2 separate regions of the Homo sapiens genome follow, and region 1 is linked to region 2. A link is a loop called in an ENCODE intact Hi-C map of the cell type or tissue named here. Cell type or tissue: lower leg skin. All regions are shown on one strand. Region 1 overlaps DIS3L2 (DIS3 like 3'-5' exoribonuclease 2). Region 2 holds the start of DIS3L2 (DIS3 like 3'-5' exoribonuclease 2).

What was found. Hi-C counts contacts between places; a loop is a spot of excess contacts. Peaks named below come from ENCODE experiments on the same cell type or tissue, not always from the same donor. Only the 100,000 strongest peaks of a DNase experiment are listed, where the experiment ranks them.
Region 1: a loop joins it to region 2, with 12 times the contacts of the local background. A loop is called at or near these places in 5 of 110 quality-filtered maps.

What each region holds. Positions count from the first base shown.
Region 1 is chr2:232,014,555-232,019,554 of GRCh38, reverse strand. It overlaps DIS3L2 (DIS3 like 3'-5' exoribonuclease 2), which reads right to left. Exons shown (of 21, transcript NM_152383.5): 2 at 4,576-4,720; 3 at 3,884-4,041. The coding sequence starts at 4,627. Among named protein-coding and RNA genes, the nearest start is that of DIS3L2, 55 kb to the right of the region's middle. In lower leg skin, no CTCF peak of the experiment used is centred here; no DNase peak of the experiment used is centred here.
Region 2 is chr2:231,959,487-231,964,486 of GRCh38, reverse strand. It overlaps DIS3L2 (DIS3 like 3'-5' exoribonuclease 2), which reads right to left and starts at 2,774. Exons shown (of 21, transcript NM_152383.5): 1 at 2,722-2,774. RefSeq lists a silencer at 2,517-2,676 and an enhancer at 2,807-2,896. In lower leg skin, no CTCF peak of the experiment used is centred here; DNase peaks (open chromatin) are centred at 2,506 and 2,806; H3K4me3 peaks cover 1,415 bases.

The sequences.
Region 1 (5,000 bases), 55 kb before region 2:
AGAGAGACAGGGTCTCACTCTGTTGCCCAGGCTGGAGCACAATGGCATGATCATGACTTACCTACCATAGCCTCCAACTCCAGGACTCAAGCGATCCTCCTGCCTCAGCCTTCCCAGTAGCTAGGAATACAGGTGCACATCACCATGCCTGGCTGATTTTTATTTTGTACAGATGAAGTCTCACTATGTTGCCCAGGCTGGTCTTAAACTTCTGGCCTCAAGCAATCTTCCCACCCTAGCCTTCTAAAGTGCTGGGATTACAGGCGTGAGCCACCACACCCTGCTTGATTTCACTCTTAACAAATGGTGAAGGTCCCAGAAACTAGTTCATCCTGACCTCTATCTTCCTGGACTAGGATTTTTCAGAGAGCCAATAACAACTTCACACCAATATTCTATTCTAAGAGGAACTCCGACATCATGACTAAGACAGCTCTGGAGGCTTAGCCTGAACTTCCTTTAGCCAAAGCATCTTTTGGGATCTGAAACAGCCAATTCTGCCATGTTCATACCCATGTCACCTTGATCATCACCCTAAACTGGAGCCCCTTCCAGGCTTGTCTATCCCCTACTCTAATCTCTCCCAACATCTCCTATAACAACCTCTCAGTACTCTACCTATGAAGAGAGAAATGAAATACATTTTTTGATGTGAGAATTTATTATTTTTTTTTAAACTTCAAAACTACATGTACATGACCATGTGTTACTGTTATTGCCATTTCAAACACTGGAAAGAGGAAACTGTGGTCTCCTCCCCACATAGGAAAAAATACTAATGAAATGTCGAAGTATTAGTTAAGGTATTGAAAACAAAATAAAAATACTCTACTCCTGTTTTTTTTTAAATCCCCCTTCAATCTCTCGATAAAAGTTTCTTCTCTGGATAGGGAGAAAAAAAAGAGGTCAAAAGAGATGAGTTTGAATACTAAAGTTAACAAAAGTTTCTAAGTATCTCTAATACACTTAATTTTCTCCATCAGCATTAAAACATCCTTTCTTGTCTGGCCTTTTACCTTACCCCGCAAGGCTTGCACACATAAAGTTTATATCAAGCAGCAGATGGACTCTGTTTCTCTGCCTATGAAAATCTTATTTACAGTGTTGTATATTTCACACGGTGACCTCATATCTGGAACCCATTCCTTTTCCCATCTGCAAAGAACAACTGTTCTCATATGTAGGGGGGAGGCCCTGGCTGCAGAGTCCCATGATGTCACAGGCCAGAAGGAATCACTTACAAACTCCTGGGAATTAGAGTTGTTATATTGATCAGATTTTTGTTTTGTTTTGTTTGAGTATCAGCAACGAGTTGCTTCAAAAGCAAAAACTAAAAGGGAGCTGAAGCTAATATCACTGCAGAACGCTGTCCTCTCCTTCGCTGTCCTCTCCTTATCTCTAGACAGGTATAATTCTATAACCAAAATTCTAGGCTAGTTTTCTTTCAAGTTCTAACAACTGAAGTTCCCCCAACTCTTCTTCAAAAGACAGTATCTGGATCCTTTATTCAGTCAGTAAGTAAGTATTTATTCAATATAAATGTATTAAGCAACAGTCAAATGCCAGGCACTGAGCTAACTTCTGGAACAAGACATGACCCTGCCATCAAGGACATGAACAGTCTATCTGGGGGAAACATAAAAGCCAAGAAATGGTGTTAAGTTTAGAATAAAGGGAAAACAAAGAAGTCAACTACAGGAAAACACTAACAGCCAACTCTACTTGGAGAATTAAAATGAGGCTTCTCAAAGTGGGTAACATTTAGGCACGGACTTAAAAGGTAAGCACCATTACATCAAGGCAGCAGGAGAAAGCATTCCAAGCACCAGGAACAGCATGCACAAAGTCACAGAGACATCAAGAAGAACAGTTTTTAGAGGAAAAGACTGGAAGGCTCAGGGTGAATGGAGGAGAGTGTTCCTGGAGGAGAGTGCAGGAGGATAAGAATGGAAAGGCACAATGGGTCCTCCTATGTGAAACAAGAGAAGGGCCAAGAAACTTACAGATAAAATGGTGTTTGGGATATGGGCTGAACAATGAAGAGCAAATGAATGGATTAATGAATGGACTAACATCCAAATGCAGCTTCATCTCTCCTAAGAGAGGCCTTGTCAAATAAATCCAGGGAAAGCTTTAAAAAAAAGAAACACCAATAGGGCTGGGTGTGGTGGCTCATGCCTGTAATCCCAGCACTTTGGGAGGCTAAGGCAGGAGGATCACTTGAGGTCAGGAGTTGAAGACCAGCCTGGCCAACATGGTGAAACCCCATCTCTACTAAAAATACAAAAATTAGCCAGGCATGATGGCATGACTAATTTTTACCTTCTGTAATCCTAGCTACTTGGGAGGCTGAGGCACAAGAATCGCTTGAATCCAGGAGGCAGAGGCTGCAGTGAGCCAAGATTGTACTGCACTCCAGCCTGGGCAACAGAGTGAGACTTTCTCAAAAAATAAATAAATAAATAATAAATTAAAACCACCAAGAGTACTCCAAGAATCAGAAAAACCAACTCATTTTTTAAAAGATAGTTTTCTTTCTTCTTTCTTGTGCACGTGTGCACTTGACCACAGATAAATACAGAAAGGTAAAGAAAGGTGAAGGAAGGAAGGAAGGGAGGGAGGGAGGGAGGGAGAGAGGGAGGGAGGGAGGGAGGGGACAAAAAGGAAGAGAAGATGACAGCATCTGTAAATTGGTTAGATCTTCAGCCAAAAACACAAATACAGAAGCTGGGCTCTCAGAATAAGAGAAAATGGAACACAGCATTTTCAAGTGAGCCAGGTAGCACATGGCAATATTTCTATACTAATGAAAGTATTATGAAATAGACTTAATTCACAGAATATGTGGCCCTGCCTCCCTCCCCAGCCTACTACCTGCCTGATAGTTTATGCCCAAGGAGGCCTAAGCTGCCATACTCCATGTTGTTTCACAAGTTCATGTTTTCGTTAGCGCCACTGCCTCTCCATACCTCCCACACACATATCACTCATCTGATAGGCCCAAACTAGACCCTCAATACCTACCACGAGGGTCACCAACTCCAGGAAGCCTCTCCAGAACCTCAGCCTACACAGTTTCCCCATTTCCCCCCAATATTTTGCCATATACCCTGGTCACCCTTTTATCTGAGCACTTGCCATTTTATCCCCAAATCATCTGTTCACATGACTGCCTCCCACCACTGGGCTGCAAGCTGAAGTACAGCAAGGCAATCTTGTCTACCTCCATGTCAAAGGCACCCATGCTGCACACTTATTCTAACCATAACTGTTCCTGGCTCACAATGGATGCTCCATAAACATTTGTTCAGCCAAACCACTGAACTAGCTTGTAAACATAGTTTGTAAAGTATAAAGCACTCAACAAATACTGTCTATTGTTGTTTACTGCTTCCTTTCCAACCTCATCCATTTTTCTCCGTCGTTCAGCATCCACATGCTCCAGAAAAACTGAACTATTCAATGTTTCATATATCCAAACCCAATTTCTCACTTCTATTGTAGTAGCTCACACTGGTCCCTACATTTGTAAAGCTCTCTCTTATCTTCACTTACTCAAACTGCACCAATCCATGGCCTGGCTCAAACATGTCACTTCCAATAAAGCATCTCTAGACAATCCTAATGGGAAATAGTGGTTCCCTCCTCTCAAATCTCAGAGCACTTTTCCTGTTCCTGTCTTGTGGTGCTTATTACCTCTAAATGTACTGTAGTTCTAAGAAGAATCTGTTACCTCATCATCTCTGTTATGCCATCATAACAGCCCTGCACCTGTTACATCATCGTCTCTCTGAAAGCATATAGCACAGAACAGGAAACAGTTTAATAGATTGTTTTGGATTCTACATATTCAGAGAATAGCCTTCCAGTAGATTTTAAGCACCTGGATGAGTGTTCCTCTCTTCAAGCCTTCTGAAACATCCTCCTTGGACATGTAAGTTTCAAATATGCTCTTTTTCTTCCCTCGTGTGGACCTGTTCTTTGACTTTTTGTCACCTGGCGAAGCACCAATGTCATGTGGACCAGCCACAGCAGACACACCTAGAAACAGGAGGCAGCAATCAACTCTTTCCTCAAACATCTGTGTATTTTTAAAACTGGAGATATTATACCTTTTTACAATTATTATTTAAAGAGACCAACAAGAGACTGAAACTCCCTGATGGTGATTTTTAACAATAACAAAAAGGAAAGAGTGGCTAAGAAAACATGAATAAAATATACACAGATGAGACTTGAGTTTTAAATCAGCACAACAACACGCATGGAACATAATCTGAATAATGAGTTCAGTATTCTTTGCTATTTATAGACACACAGACTTTTTGAAAATAGAAATTACTAAAAGATTGCCACTTTTCTAGAGGAAATTAAACAGCTGTACTTAATACAACAATAAATTAAGACAGCAAGAAACCACATCTAATTCTAGAATAAATCACACAGAATACTTAACAGGTCACTAAAAGAATTATAGTAGCCCTCAGTCCTAAAAGACAGCCTCCACTTCACACCCATTCCACTTTCATTTCAGTTCTCCAGTTATTCAGGCAGACTCCATTTTCCTTTTACTACCTCTGGGGGTCCCCAGGGGCCGGAGGTTCATTCTGTAGTCAGGATGGCTCATTATTGGCTCCAAGGTCACTCTTCTCTCCAGATCCAGAGAAACCTCCACTGCTTAGCTCAGAGTTCCCGCCTTGAGCAGCTCTGTTGTCATTCGCTGAAACCAAGAAGAGATTGGTAATTGGAGAGCGGTTAAGCTGTAGCCTCCTCTGTCCTCTCAGAAATTTAGTAGTTCAATGGCAAAGGCAACATGGTGCCCCTCCTGGGTTCTGGCATCACATTCTCTGGGGCAGTTAGTCAAGCACACCATCTGTCTCAAGTTTCTTTTCAAGGCCTTCACCCTCACAGGTACCACTAGACTGCTTCTTTGGGCCACTTCAACTAAACATCTCCACAAATGGGGCAATGATGTGAAAAATAAGGAATCCTGCGGTTCT
Region 2 (5,000 bases):
CATAGTGTCTTCTGAAGTGTAAGTCCATGCTATTAACAACACCTGCTCCTACTTTCTTCAATGTAGCAAATTTCACTTGAAATATTTCTCAAACCTCAAACCTAGTCAGTCCCGGGAAGATTTCCTTCTGCAGAAAACTTGTAAGCACAAAAATCTAAGCTACAGAATATACTAACCACACCTCACTCACAACTGGGAAGCAAATTCCCCAGAAAAGGATCAGTTCAAGATGTACAATTAAATGAGTCTCACACCTATAGAACAATGGAACAGAACAGAAAACTCAGAAATAAAGCCACACACCTACAACCATATGATCTTCAACAAACTGACAAAAAACAAATGGAGAAGGGACTCCCTATTCAATAAATGGTGCTGGGATAACTAACTAGCCACATGCAGAAGATATAAAACTGTATATATTTCATGATATACATAATGGGTTAAAGATTTAAATGCAAAGACCTCAGTCAGGCACAGTAGCTCATGCCTGTAATTCCAGCACTTTGGGCAACTGAGGCAGGCAGATCTTTTGAGCCTAGGAGTCAGAGACCAGCCTGACAACATGGTAAAAACCACATCTCCATAAAAAATACAAAAATTAGCCGAACGTGGTAGTGCGCACCTGTAGTCTCAGCTACTCGGGAGGCTGAGGTGGGAGGATCACTTGAGCCTGGGAAATCGAGGCTGCAGTGAGCTGCAGTCACGCTACTGCACTCCAGCCTGGGTGACAGTGAGACCCTGTCTCAAAATAAAATAAAAGACCTCAAGCTATAAAAATCCTAGAAGAAAACCCAGGAAATACACTTCTTGACACTGACCTTGGCAAATTTTTGGCTAAGTCCCCATAAGCAACTGCAGCAAAAACAAAAATTGACAAGTTGGAACTAATTAAACTAGAGCTTCTGCACAGCAAAAGAAATTATCAACAGATTAAACAGACAACCTACAAAATGGGCGAGAATATTCACAAACTATGCATCTGACAAAGGTCCAATATCCAGAATCCCTATGGAACTTAAATCAACAAGCAAAAAACAAATAAGCCCATTTTTAAAAATGGCCAAAGGACATGAACACTTCTCAGAAGAAATACAAAAAGAAAAAACCACGACATACAAGCAGCCAACAAATATATGGAAAACATGATCATGACTAATTATCAGAGAAATGCCAATCAAAACCACAATGAAATACCATCTCACACCAGTCAGAATGGCTATTATCAAAAAGTCAAAAAACAACAGATCCTCATTAGGCTCCCTTGGAAAGGGAACATTTAAACTACTGTTGGTGGGAATGTAAATTAGTTCAGCCACTGTGGAAAGCAGTTTGGAGATTTCTCAAAGAACTTAAAGAGCCACCATTTCACCCAGCAATCCCACTGTTGGGTATATAACCAAAGGAAAACAGACCATTATACCAAAAAGACATATGCAGTTGTATGTTCACGGCTGAGCTATTCACAATAGCAAACACACGGAATCAACCTAGGTGACCATCAATGGTGGACTGGAAAAAAAAAATGTGGATGTACAGGATGGAATACTATGCAGCCACAAAAAAGGAAGATATCATGTCCTTTACAGCAGCACAGATGGAGCTGGAGGCCATAATCCTAAACGAATTAGCACAAGAACAGAAAACTAAACACCACACGTTCTCACTTATAAGTGGGAGCTAAACATTGAGCACACTTACAAGTGGGAGTAGAAACATTGAGCGCACATGGACATAAACATGGGAACAGTCGGCCGGGTGCGGTGGCTCACGCCTGTAATCCTAGCACTTTGGGAGGCCAAGGCGGGCGGATCACGAGGTCAAGAGATCGAGACCATCCTGACTAACATGGTGAAACCCCGTCTCTACTAAAAATACAAAAAAATTAGCCGGGCGGGGTGGCGGGCGCCTGTAGTCCCAGCTACTCGGGAGGCTGAGGCAGAAGAATGGCATGAACCCAGGAGGCGGAGCTTGCAGTGAGCCGAATCGCGCCACTGCACTCCAGCCTGGGCGACAGAATGAGACTCCGTCTCAAAAAAAAAAAAAAAAGGTAACGGTAGACACTGTAGACTACTGGAAGGAGGGGAGAGATGGGGGATGTGGGTTGAAAAACTACCTACTGGGTTCTATGCTCAATACCTGGGTGCAATATACCCATGTGACTAACCTGCATGCGTATCCCCCATATCTAAAAGTTTATTAAAAAAAAAAACTCTCTATGATCAATAAAGGAGATAAAGTGTATCACTGTGGAAAGCGCAAACGTCAAGGACATGTTATAATTAAGCGGCTGCCCTTCAAGATTCCCGAGGCTCCCCATCCCTGCCAGTCCTGAACATCTCGATCAAGACCCTAGAGAACGCGTCCACAGGTGACCCGAGCCTCGGGAGGCGTCCTCTCTACAGCAACAGGCTCTAATTCTGGTCTCGCTCCCCTCACGCCATCCTAGGCTACAAGGGCCCCGGCGCTATAAGCGCGGCCTGGGAGGCCGGGTCGGTCAGGAGCGGAGAGTGGGGAGCTGGGGACATTGAGGGAGATGCGGGACAGGGAAGACGCGTGGGCCGGGGAGCAACGCCAGAGGCGGAAGACGCTCGTCCCGGGCCGCCACCACAGGTGCCGGGCGAAGCGCCGCGGAGCCCCCCAGAGGCCAGACCCCGGGTCGGTCCCGAGGGGGTCGTGCAGCACTAGGCGGTGCAGGGGGCAGGCGAGTGAGGGCCTCACCGTTTCTCCCCGGAGGCCGGCGCCGCCGCAGTCCCGCAGTTGCTAAGGAGAATGCTCTTCCGGGTCACGGGCGCGGCGTTCTAGAGAGCGACGGTGGCCGGGCGAGGCCGAGAGCGAAGCGCGCGGGGTGTGTGCGCGGTGCAGGAGCTCGTAGTCGGCGGTTCAGCTGCGACAAGGGCGAAATGGCCAGGCCAGGGGCCGCCGCGCCTTCTCCGGCCTCGCTCGCGGGGACAACTGGCTGCAACGGTTGGCTCCCAGTGGGCGGCCTCTGAGACGCCTTGTGCCAGGCGCCGGCTGGCTCCGGGCCCCTCTTCCACCGGAAGGAGCCTTCCAGACCCGGCTCCTGAACCTCCAGGCTCTGCTCCACTGGGCCAGGTCTTGCACGGCAGACGCCGCCGGCCCCTTTCCTGTTACAAGGCTTTGCTCATTCTTTCATTTACTCACTGCTCATTTATTGGACAACTGCTTGGGGCGAGGTGCAGTGCTGGCACTGGGGATACAGAGATGGACAACCCCCGCATGGTCCCTGCCCTCAGGATGTGAGGCTGATGGCAGAGCAAGCAGATGACGTCCTGCACGTGGGGATGATCGAAGGAAAGGAGACTAGGGGAGCCTGCCCAAGGGGCCCACCCAGACACGGGTGGGGAGCAGCTGATGTTGGAGACGTCGACCTAGTATAAAGGGTTGGGAAGAGGGTTTCAGGTGAGAGAGGAAGCGCAGCCGAGAAAGCCCCCGACAGTTCAGCCCGCCCAGGGAAGCGTGTTGAGAGGAAACAATCGTTAAGTACGGGACCTAGGAAACACCAATATTGTAGATGTGAGCAAAGGAAAAGGAAATCCAAAGAGCAGCCAGAACGTTCGGGAGAGCACAAGAGGAAAGAATGCCAGTGAGGGGATGGCCGCCATTCTCAAGCTATGGAGATCAAGTGTCCATTGGTGACCATAGAAAAATCAAACTTCCCTTTGGGAGGCCGAGGCGGGCGGATCACCTGAGGTCGGGAGTTCGAGACCAGCCTGATCAACATGGAGAAACCCCGTCCCTATTAAAAATAATAAATTAGCCAGACGTGGTGGCACATGCCTGTAATCCCAGCTACTCAGGAGGCTGAGGCTGGTGAATCGCTTTAACCCCGGAGGCGGAGGTTGCAGTGAGCCGAGATCGCACCATTGCACTCCAGAAAAAAAAAAAGAGAGAGGGAAGGAAAGACGGGAGGGCAGGGCAGGGTAGGGATCAAACTTCGGGAATACAATGTGGACAGATGCTTGAACCACCGTATGCTCCATATTGAAAAAGGAAAAGAGATGCATTAAATTGTGCCTATATTTCTCTTTTTTTTTTTTTTTTTTTTTTTGAGACGGACTATCGCTCTGTCGCCCAGGCTGGAGTGCAATGGTGCGATCTCGGCTCACTGCAACCTCCGCCTCCTGGGTTCAAGCAGTTCTCCTGCCTCAGTCCCGAGTAGCTGGGACTACAGGCGCGTGCCACCACTCTCGGCTAATTTTTGTATTTTTAGTAGAGACGGGGTTTCACCGTGTTAGCCAGGATGGTCTCACTCTTCCGCCCATCTTGTCCCAAAGTGCTGGGATTACAGGTGTGAGTCACCGCACCCGGCCAGTGCGTTGCAGTAGTCTAAGAAAATTCAGGGTTTCCCTTAGTAACTATGAGCTCCATGAAGGTGGAAAACTTTGCATCTGCAGTACCTGCCACACACACAGGCCTCAATCGATGTTTGCTTAAAGACTAAATGAACCCAAGGAACCTTTGTTTTTTAATGTTCACACAGACCTTTCTAGAACCCTCAGGAAAACTGTGATTTCAGCAAAACTTGTCTTTGAAATGTAGAGGGTAGAGGAAACCCAGCAAGGACAGGAGGCAGAGGGTGTCAGGCATCCAGGGATTCAGTGGATAGGAGAGGGGCCAGTGGGGACAGGAAGGGGAAGACCTAGAAGAGGAAGAGAACAAAGGATTGAAATAAAATCTGTGGCCGGATGCAGTGGCTCATGACTATAATCCCAGCACTTTGGGAGGCCAAGGCGGGCTGATCACTTGAGGTCAGGAGTTCGAGACCAGCCTGGCCAACATGGTGAAAACCTGTCTCTACTAAAAATACAAAAAATTAGCCAGGCATGGTGGTGGGGGCCTGTAGCCTCAGCTACTCGGGAGGCTGAGGCAGGAGAACTGCTTGAACCTGGGAGGTGGAGGTTGCAGTGAGCCTAGATCGGGCTACTGCACTCCAGCCTGGGAGACAGAGCAAGACTCCGTCTCAAAAAATAAAAAAA